Regions from separate parts of the Mus musculus genome. Here all the other regions are linked to region 3. The links are chromatin contacts, found by Hi-C or POLR2A ChIA-PET in ENCODE. All regions are on one chromosome and are shown on one strand. Each heading gives the region's core, a stretch centred on a gene start or an enhancer-like site at or near the end of the contact. The rest is flanking DNA. Distances are from core to core; before and after follow the strand shown.

Region 1 (2,700 bases), core at 129-2,628, 34 kb after region 3:
AGTCATGCTTGCAACTAGGTGTCAAGGACATGCTCAAGGGCAGCTAGTTTGTCATGTGAGCATCAGTAAGACGTAAGGAAGACTGGGAATGTAAAATCTTCCCAAAACTTGGCTGTGAAGGGATTAGATTAAAGACAACTGGAGAGGGAGCTGGTGAAGAAACTCCAGGCAAATGGGAAGGGTGGAAAGGCAGACAGTACAGAACTGACAGGTCCTCAGTGGGGAGGGGGGGATATTTGTAAAGGGGAGATAATATAAGAGGGATTGTTGGGTTGATCCAGGCTCAGGTTTTGCCAAGAGTGCGCCACAGTGGTACAGAGGTCTGGGAAATCACAGGAAAGTATGGCCTAGATAAAGGAATTTATTGTGAGAGGGAGGGTGCCTCTGCCCACAAGGGGCGCTAGTGAGACACGAGGGATGGCTGGCGGTGATCTTGAAAGACAGGTTGTAGACAAATGGTATCTGAAATAATTTCGGGGAAAATGCTTCCAGAGTCGTATCCCTGCTTTCGCGGAATTCCATTCGTCTATTGACCCGTAGGTTCTAGACATACCAGATGCATAGACAGAACTTGTCATAAAAAATGTGCTAAGCCGGGCGTGGTGGCGCATGCCTTTAATCCCAGCACTCGGGAGGCAGAGGCAGGAGGATTTCTGAGTTCGAGGCCAACCTGGTCTTCTACAGAGTGAGTTCCAGGACAACCAGGGCTACACAGAGAAACCCTGTCTCACCTCCCCCCCCCCCCCAAATGAGCTAAACGGGAGATGGTTTAGCAGTTAAGAGCACTGACTGAACTTCCAGAGGTCCTTGAGTTCAATTCTCAGCAACCACACACGGTGGCTCACAATCATATGTAACCGGACCCAATGCCCTCTTCTGGTGTGTCTGAAGATAGCGACAGTGTGTTTGTGTTTGTGTGTGTGTGTGTGTGTGTGTGTGTTACCGTCCTGTTAATAGTAGCTTTACAGAGCCGGGCATGGTGGCACACGCCTTTAAATCCCAGCACTTGGGAGGCAGAGGCAGGCAGATTTCTGAGTTAGAGGCCAACCTGGTCTACAGAGTGAGTTCCAGGACAGCCAGGGCTGCACAGAGAAACCCTGTCCTTGAAAAACCAAACAAAACAAAACAAAGTAGCTTTACAGCACTACATACTCAAATTTCCCTTAATGTCTTGCAGCCTCTCCAACTACAATTCCCATCATGCCCGGCAGCTGCGTTATCAATGATTACCCACATTCCTAAATCCTGTTTACCAGCCCAGCATTCCTAGCTGTCATGCCTAAGAATAACCAATTGAATTGGAGAACGCCAGCGGAGGCCGACCAATCTTCCGGTAGGAGGGGCGTGGTGACAGCAGGCCCCGCCCTGCCCCGTGGCGATTCTTCCCTCCTGTCCCTGGGCTGTACTGTCGACATGGGCACCACCTGGAGGAGCCCTGGACTCGTGCGGCTTGCACTGTGCCTCGCTGGCTTAGCCCTCTCACTGTACGCACTGCACGTGAAGGCGGCGCGCGCCCGCGATGAAAATTACCGCGCGCTCTGCGATGTGGGCACGGCCATCAGCTGTTCCCGCGTCTTCTCCTCTCGGTGCGTGCAGACATGGAAAGCATGGGGCTCTTGAAGGCCAGGTTACCAGATAATTTTGGAGTCTGGGGTCGCAGTGTCCACAGAAAGGACACTTTGAGAGCGGCCTGGCTCCATGGGTTTTGGTGGGTAATCGGACGTGCACACTGGACCTCACAGAGATACTGGTGCTTGAACGCTTTCTGAGGATACTGTAAATACCAATGATGGGAAGACTGGAGGAGGCAGGGCAGTATATTGCATAGAGACTGAGGAAACTTGAGATGATACAAAGCGGGAGGAGGGGGTGGACTATTGGCTGTGCTGAGGGGACAAAGTGGCTCACTCTGTCCGGGTTGGAGGACCAAATGTTAGTGGGTGGTGAGGGAACTGTAGCTTTGTAGGCCCAAGCAAATAGATTTCCCAGTTGTGATCACCGTAAAGCGAAATCAAGCTGGGAAAAACTTTTAACCTTTCATTTATTTGTTTGTGAGGTGGCACATGCATGCCACTACATGCATGTGGAAGTCAAGAGAATAACGTTCGGGAGTTGAGTCTCTCCTTCTTTGTGGGCTGCGGGGGGATTCGATCCAGTTGACAGGCCTGGCAGCTGATACTTGTTTTTCCTGAGCCATCTCACCAACTCCTGAAAAATTATTGATAGTCTGTGATGACAGGCCACTAAGAGCCCCAGGACATGCCAGGTCAATGCCCTTTGGACTCTTAGTAGGTGGAGCTTCTTGCTAATCACTGTTCTACAAAAAAGCTCAAGAGGCACTTGGCCTACCCCACTTACCTGCTTCTTTCACTTCCACCAGGTGGGGCCGGGGCTTTGGGCTGGTGGAGCACATGCTAGGAGCGGACAGCGTCCTCAACCAATCCAACAGCATATTTGGTTGCCTGTTCTACACCTTACAGCTGTTGTTAGGTGAGTGAGTGGCTTTGCCCCTTCATGACCTGTCTTCTGAAATCCAGAGCAGCCCCACCTCGTGTCGTGTCGTGTCGGTGACCCAGACAATTGACACCCAGCTGCTAATTACTGAGCAATCTCATCACAAGGAGTCAAGAAAGCAGAACACTTAGCAGGAGGCTTATCCTACTTGGTTTAGGTAGCCAGAGGCTGAGGGCCCTCAAAGAT
Region 2 (2,830 bases), core at 299-2,798, 37 kb before region 3:
TACACAGAGAAACCCTGTCTCGAAAAAAAACAACAACAACAAAAAAAAAAAATCCAACATCATGTCCTTTTTGCCTTTTTTCTTTTTTGAGACAGAAGTCTCGATTATGTATCTATCCCAGAATTCAATATGTAGACCACCTCGAACTCACATAGATCTGCCTACTTCTACCTCTTAGTCCTGAAACTAAAGGTGTGTGCCACCAAACCTGGCTCAATCTTTAAAAAAAAAAAAAAAAAAAAAAAAAAACTCAAAATACAGATCATCCCTTAAGTTTAAAAATCCTTTTGACTTGTTGCAGGTCTTTCCAAGGCCTGCAACACACGTCACCACATTTTATATCTTCACAGCAGCTCTGTATACAGGAAAGGTGGTATCACCGGATGTCAAGATTAACTTTGACAGTCAGCGCTATTACACAGTTGAGTTCAAGCCCAAGGAAGCAGCTAGAAGAATGGGACTCTCCAACCCCCAAATGGCATGGTGCTCCCAAGGTTCCCGACGTGTGGCTCCAAATAACTGAGCTCCCGCCTACCATGCGCACCCAAAGCAGACAGCACTTTCAACAATCTGGGAAGCTGTAGCTCAGCAGCTCCCTGCAGGAAACCCAAGCTCTACCCCCGCACTGGGACAAAACTGACAGCGAGAGGGTGTGGCCTCGGAGAGCGACTCCTCTGATTTCCTTCCGGCCTTAGGAAAACTCAACTCTGAAGTGGGAAACTCAGGCCGGGGTCCCTGACTCCGTTGGTCATCCCCTGGCGGTCCTCCCAATCCCACGGACACGCAGGCCAGCCAGGAGCTTCCGCTCCCGCTGCGCGGCCACGGAGGCGGGAAGAGGTGGCCCCGCCCCTTCCCAAGGGACCCAGCGAGCAGGGCGAGGCCAGCACCGGACCACAAGTCTTCCGCCGAGGGTCTCGCGACAAAAAAAAAAAAAAAAAAAAAAAAAAGAAGAAGAAAGAAAGAAAGAAAGAAGAAGAAAGAAAAAAAGAAAAAAGTAAAAAAAACGGACCAACTCCTGGCGGGGGGGAGGGGGGCCGCGGCGAGAAGGGGGAGGGGCCAGAGGAGCGCGTGCGCGCACCAAGTGCCCGGATGCAGCACTGCGACAAAGCGAGGCCGGGAACGGAGGGAGGGGAGGGGGTGGGGCGAAGCTGCGGAGACCCAGAGCTCCCTCACCCCGGTCACCCCACGTCGCCAGGCAGCGTCTCTCTCAACACTCGACTCAAGTGACCGGGCCAGGAGAGAAAACCCACGGTCTCCGCGCCAAAGGCGCCAGGGGAGCCAAACAAAATGGCGACACCGCCCTCCCCTTCCCTCCACCCGCTGCTTCCCGCCAGAGGTGGGGGAGCCCACTCGCCCGCCACCGCAGGCCCAGCCGAAAGCCAAAAGCCTTGCTGCGAGGGAACGAGGCCTCGCAGGGACGCGCCGTCGCCGCCTCGCGCTCCCACATACCGTTTGAAGCCATGTCCGCGCACGCGCGCAGCGCAGGCCGCCAAGCAACAAAGTTCCAGACGACCGCGAAGCGATGCCGCGAGGACTGAGCGGCCCCGCCTCCCGCGCCCGCCTTAAGTACGCCTGCCGCCTACGCGCCACCGGGACGTACCAAGTGGAGAAGCGCGAGGGGGAGGCACGCCCAGGTCCCCACCCTTCCCCGGGGATACGGAGAGCTCAGGAAGACAAGAGGGAAAACGAACTCGCTTTATTCCCAAACACTCGCACGCGCTTTCTCCTTGCGGCCGGTGGCTCTCGTCCGTCGCCCGGGGCTCGCCTTCGACACACCTCTACCCCACTAGAGGCAGAATGGTACGACCCGGCCTCCCGCTAGGGGCGGTGCCAGGGCCCTGCGCCCGAGAGCGGAACTGTGTAGTCAAGGCCTGGAGTCTCCGGGTGTGGGAACCGAAATCCTTCCGACCGGCCCAGCGGCTGGGCCCCACTTTCACTGGGGAAGATGCAGCATACTTTCGCTTGCCCTGGCCTAGCAACTGAGTCGAACGCAGTGTCGCTCTGGTCCTCCACATTCTCTCCTGACAGACAGCACACTGATCAGTCTCGTTTTTCACTTAGGAATGCCTCGGCTTGCTGTTCTTTAGACCTTAACAAGGTTTATAGATTGTGACGTTTAACCTGGAAGAAGATGAGCTTTAGTCTGGACCCTATGGCCCTAAGGCTGGTTCAACAATAACACATATGTATACAACTTAAGAGGCTTCAAACCCACAATTACCCCCCCCCTTTTTTTTTTTAATTTGGCCTCTCAGTACCGCTCAGTTGATCTCGAATCCTTGATCCTATTTGCCTTAGCCCTGTGCATCCTGGAATTACAGTCGTCCTGGTTTTCCCCCATCATCATCTTGTAAAGAAATCTGAGGAATGTAGCTTAATGATAGAGCGATCGTTTAGCCTGTGCATGACCCTGCCTACCTCTCCAGTCCCGGAGCTAGGCAGAGGTGGAGGGGAGATGGATCTTATGAGAGCAGTGAGCGGCTAGACTAAGAATGTGAATGAGGTACGAGGCAGTTCAGGGTCAGACCTTCTGATCTTTAAAGTCTAAGCCTGGGGAACTACAAAATGCTTCTTGGTTACAGGAAATGATTGAAAGCATTTAAAGGCATGAACACTTTTTGTCAGTTCAAGGACAAAACGAAATTCAAGGGGGTTGGAGAGACAGCTGCTCTAGAGAAACCACAGGTTCAATTCCTAGTACCCGAATGTGGGCAAACAACCAACTGTAATTCCAATACCAGGGACTCTGGGATCACAGAGATCAGGTAATTCATTTTGCAATGAGTAGGTTAGGATGGGTCTGAGGGAATGACATTTCTACTGGGAGTTT
Region 3 (2,846 bases), core at 180-2,679:
CTCATGTGTACACACACATGCATGCACCAGCACAAGCAAACTCTGAGGCTGCTGCTCTCCAGCCTGTCTTGAGGCAGGGTTTCATGAACCTGGACCTTGCTGGTTCGCCTAGACTGGCTGGGCAGCAAAGCCCCAGGGTCTGCTGACTCCCACCCAGGACTGTCCTGGGGTTGCAGCTGTGAACCGCCACACTCACACTTTACAGAAAGCCAGGGATCGGAACCTGGGTTTTTATGGGCCTGCACGTGGGAATTGCTTTACCACCGAGCCTTCCCTAGGCCTTTCCCTGAACTCCTACCCTACCTACTTCACAACACCCCGGCTTTGTCTTTATTTATTTATTTATTTATTCTTTTTTTTTTCCAAGACAGGGTTTCTCGGTATAGCCCTGGCTGTCCTGGAACTCACTTTGTAGACCAGGCTGGCCTCGAACTCAGAAATCCCCCTGCCTCTGCCTCCTGAGTGCTGCTGGGATTAAAGGAGTGTGCCACCACATCCGGCTTTTTTTTTTTTTTTTTTTAGAGATTTTTCTCTATGTAGCCTTGGCTATCCTAGAATTTGCTATGTAGACCAGTCTAGCCTCAAACTCACAGACATCTGCCTGCCTGTGCCTCCGTGGGACAAAGCACAACTGGCTTTAAAGACACGTGCCACCACACCTGGCCTAACTTTGCCAGTGTTGTTTGGTTGGCATCTTTCCATGCCCTCTGAGGATTTGGTTCCCAGCGTTGTTCTTCCACGAGCCCTGCAGCTACTGTGCAGTTGAGAGTCCCACTAATTGGGTCTATATCACAGCTCCTAATTTGAAATGATTAATCAATAATTGCCTTTTGTTACTTGATTCGAGTCTGACATCCCCACTTCATCATCATCTTAAGGAGGTCATAGATGGTACAGTCTGCCACTTGTGCCGGGTGCACAGATAGGTACTTAGCAAATACTTACCGGATGATTGTCAATAGCCAGCCGTGCTCAACACCTGCAGGAAGGTGTTTCTACAGAGGGCCTGCCACGAATGGCTTTGGCCTGGGGCATTCCCCCATGCTAGTTTTAGATACCTGGCCTGAGGAGGGATGGGAAGGGCTGAGCAGCGGCTGTGGCCCTACCTTAATAAGGTCTAGACCAGGCCAGGTTGTCGGGGAAGAGGGGACTAGGAGTGGGGGGAGGGGGGGTGATAACTGAGTGACCAATAAGACCTGGGGTACTTGGCTGGCCCTTAGGGTTCCCAGTCCTGCCTGGGACTGCTTTCTGACTGTCCAGGATCAGTTTTCCTGTATCAAAAGCACCCACTGCGAAAGGATCCAGGAAAGGACCACAGAGGCCAGAAGCAGGAAAAAAAAAAGCCTGCTTTCCGAGGAGGAGGAGGAGGGCGTGGCTGAGGGAGGAGCCCACAGGTGGTTGGCTCCTGAAGTGCCTGGAGAGGTCTCTGTTGACCAAATTGTAAGGCAGAACAGGTCCACGCTGGTCACTGCAGAGAGACTAAAGGTGTGTCCCGTCTTCCCCCTGGCCATTTTCTGCCGAGAAGCCTGCTTCACCTTCCCAGCCTAGATCCTGGGATTCCTCACTCTGATCCCACACCTAGATCCTGCCTTCAAAACCAGCCTTCTGGTTCTTCCCTTTCTACCTAGGGGCTCCTTCGGGGGGCCCTTGTCCTAGGCCATGGCCCTAAGGGTGGGCCTGGGACTTGGGCAGCTGGAAGCTGTGACCATTCTGCTCCTTCTCGGATTGCTCCAGTCGGGAATCCGTAAGTATGGATCCGCGGGAGGGAGGGTTGGAGAAGGAGCCCCGGTGAGAGCAGGCTGGTCCCCGTGTAGACTGAATTCGCGAATCTCCGTGTTCCTACCGTCTTCCCCTCTTCTCTTGTTAGTCCCCCAAACAAGGAATCACCCTATGGGGAAGCGGTTGGCGTGAAGGGCTCTGGGGACTCAGGCCTCCCTGCCAACTCCTCTCTCTTTCTTTCCCTCCAGGAGCTGACGGGACTGAAGGTGAGGCTTTCTGCGGGAGTTGGGGGAGTGAGGGCACAGCGGCTCGGTGTCCCCTGGCGGGTTGTAGGAACACTTGTCGCCTAGCTGGGCTTGCACTTAGCCACACTAAGTGTCCCAACAGCTCTGAGTGTATGGAATCTTGGCTCTTGTTTTATGAGGAAACTGAGGTAAAGAGATGCAGTGAGCTGTCCGCGGGCATAATCGAAGCCTGACTCTCAGTGTGGGTAGGGGAGGTGGCTCTGAGAAGATCAGCTCCAGTGTAGACTGGTTTCCGGTCTGAGCATAACTATCTAGTAGCCTTGTCTCCTTATCTTTCAAAGCTCCAGTTTCTTTGCCTTGAAAAGCTGTTCAGTTCTGTTCTTCTAGGGCTGTGAGGAAGACCGGGAGATTGGGAAGTGAAAGCCCCTTGGAGCCTAGATGCGCCTCAGCTGCAGTCTGAGTAGTAGCCATTGTCAGGATTGTGAGGGAATGAAGGAAGAATCTAGCTAGGTGTTTTCTCTGCCTACTGCTAGCTTGGGGGGTGGGGGGAGCGGCTCAGGTCCCCAACCTGAGGAATCCAATTTCCTTGCAATGTTCAATCACACCCCTAGTTCTCCTGTGCTCAGCAGATGGGGAGAGGGTGGAAACAGGTGTGTCTCTAGGTAACGCTCAGGTTGGTGCAGTTGGAACAGTCATAGGCATGAGAACAGGTGTCAGCCAGCCTGGACTCTGTGGAGAGGGCCCTGGAAGCTGAGAGCGACACCTGTGACCTAGCCGGCTGATCCAAACATGCCATGGAGGGGCTGTGCCCGGATGGCTCTCTAGCCTAGTGGAGAAAGGCTGGAAAGGCATTCAGAATAGAGTGACTGGTCTTAAAGGTCC

The links. A loop is a pair of places that touch in the nucleus more often than their neighbours do. ChIA-PET counts read pairs that join two places held with the same protein, here RNA polymerase II (POLR2A).
Region 1: POLR2A ChIA-PET joins it to region 3 with 65 read pairs in Patski. The contact joins the promoter of Vkorc1 here to the promoter of Prss8 in region 3. A Hi-C loop is called at or near these places in 1 of 37 maps with a recorded cell type or tissue (gastrocnemius). POLR2A ChIA-PET finds 5 or more read pairs at or near these places in 4 of 5 experiments (Patski and embryonic stem cell).
Region 2: POLR2A ChIA-PET joins it to region 3 with 81 read pairs in embryonic stem cell. The contact joins the promoter of Fus here to the promoter of Prss8 in region 3. A Hi-C loop is called at or near these places in 6 of 37 maps with a recorded cell type or tissue (T-helper 2 cell, heart and left cerebral cortex). POLR2A ChIA-PET finds 5 or more read pairs at or near these places in 5 of 5 experiments (Patski and embryonic stem cell).

What each region holds. Positions count from the first base shown.
Region 1 is chr7:127,894,295-127,896,994 of GRCm38, reverse strand. Vkorc1 (vitamin K epoxide reductase complex, subunit 1) reads left to right here and starts at 1,378. Exons shown (of 3, transcript NM_178600.2): 1 at 1,378-1,586; 2 at 2,381-2,490. The coding sequence starts at 1,414.
Region 2 is chr7:127,966,197-127,969,026 of GRCm38, reverse strand. Fus (fused in sarcoma) reads right to left here and starts at 1,548. Exons shown (of 15, transcript NM_139149.2): 1 at 1,450-1,548. The coding sequence starts at 1,462.
Region 3 is chr7:127,928,696-127,931,541 of GRCm38, reverse strand. It overlaps Prss8 (protease, serine 8 (prostasin)), which reads left to right and starts at 1,429. Exons shown (of 6, transcript NM_133351.3): 1 at 1,429-1,744; 2 at 1,968-1,985. The coding sequence starts at 1,660.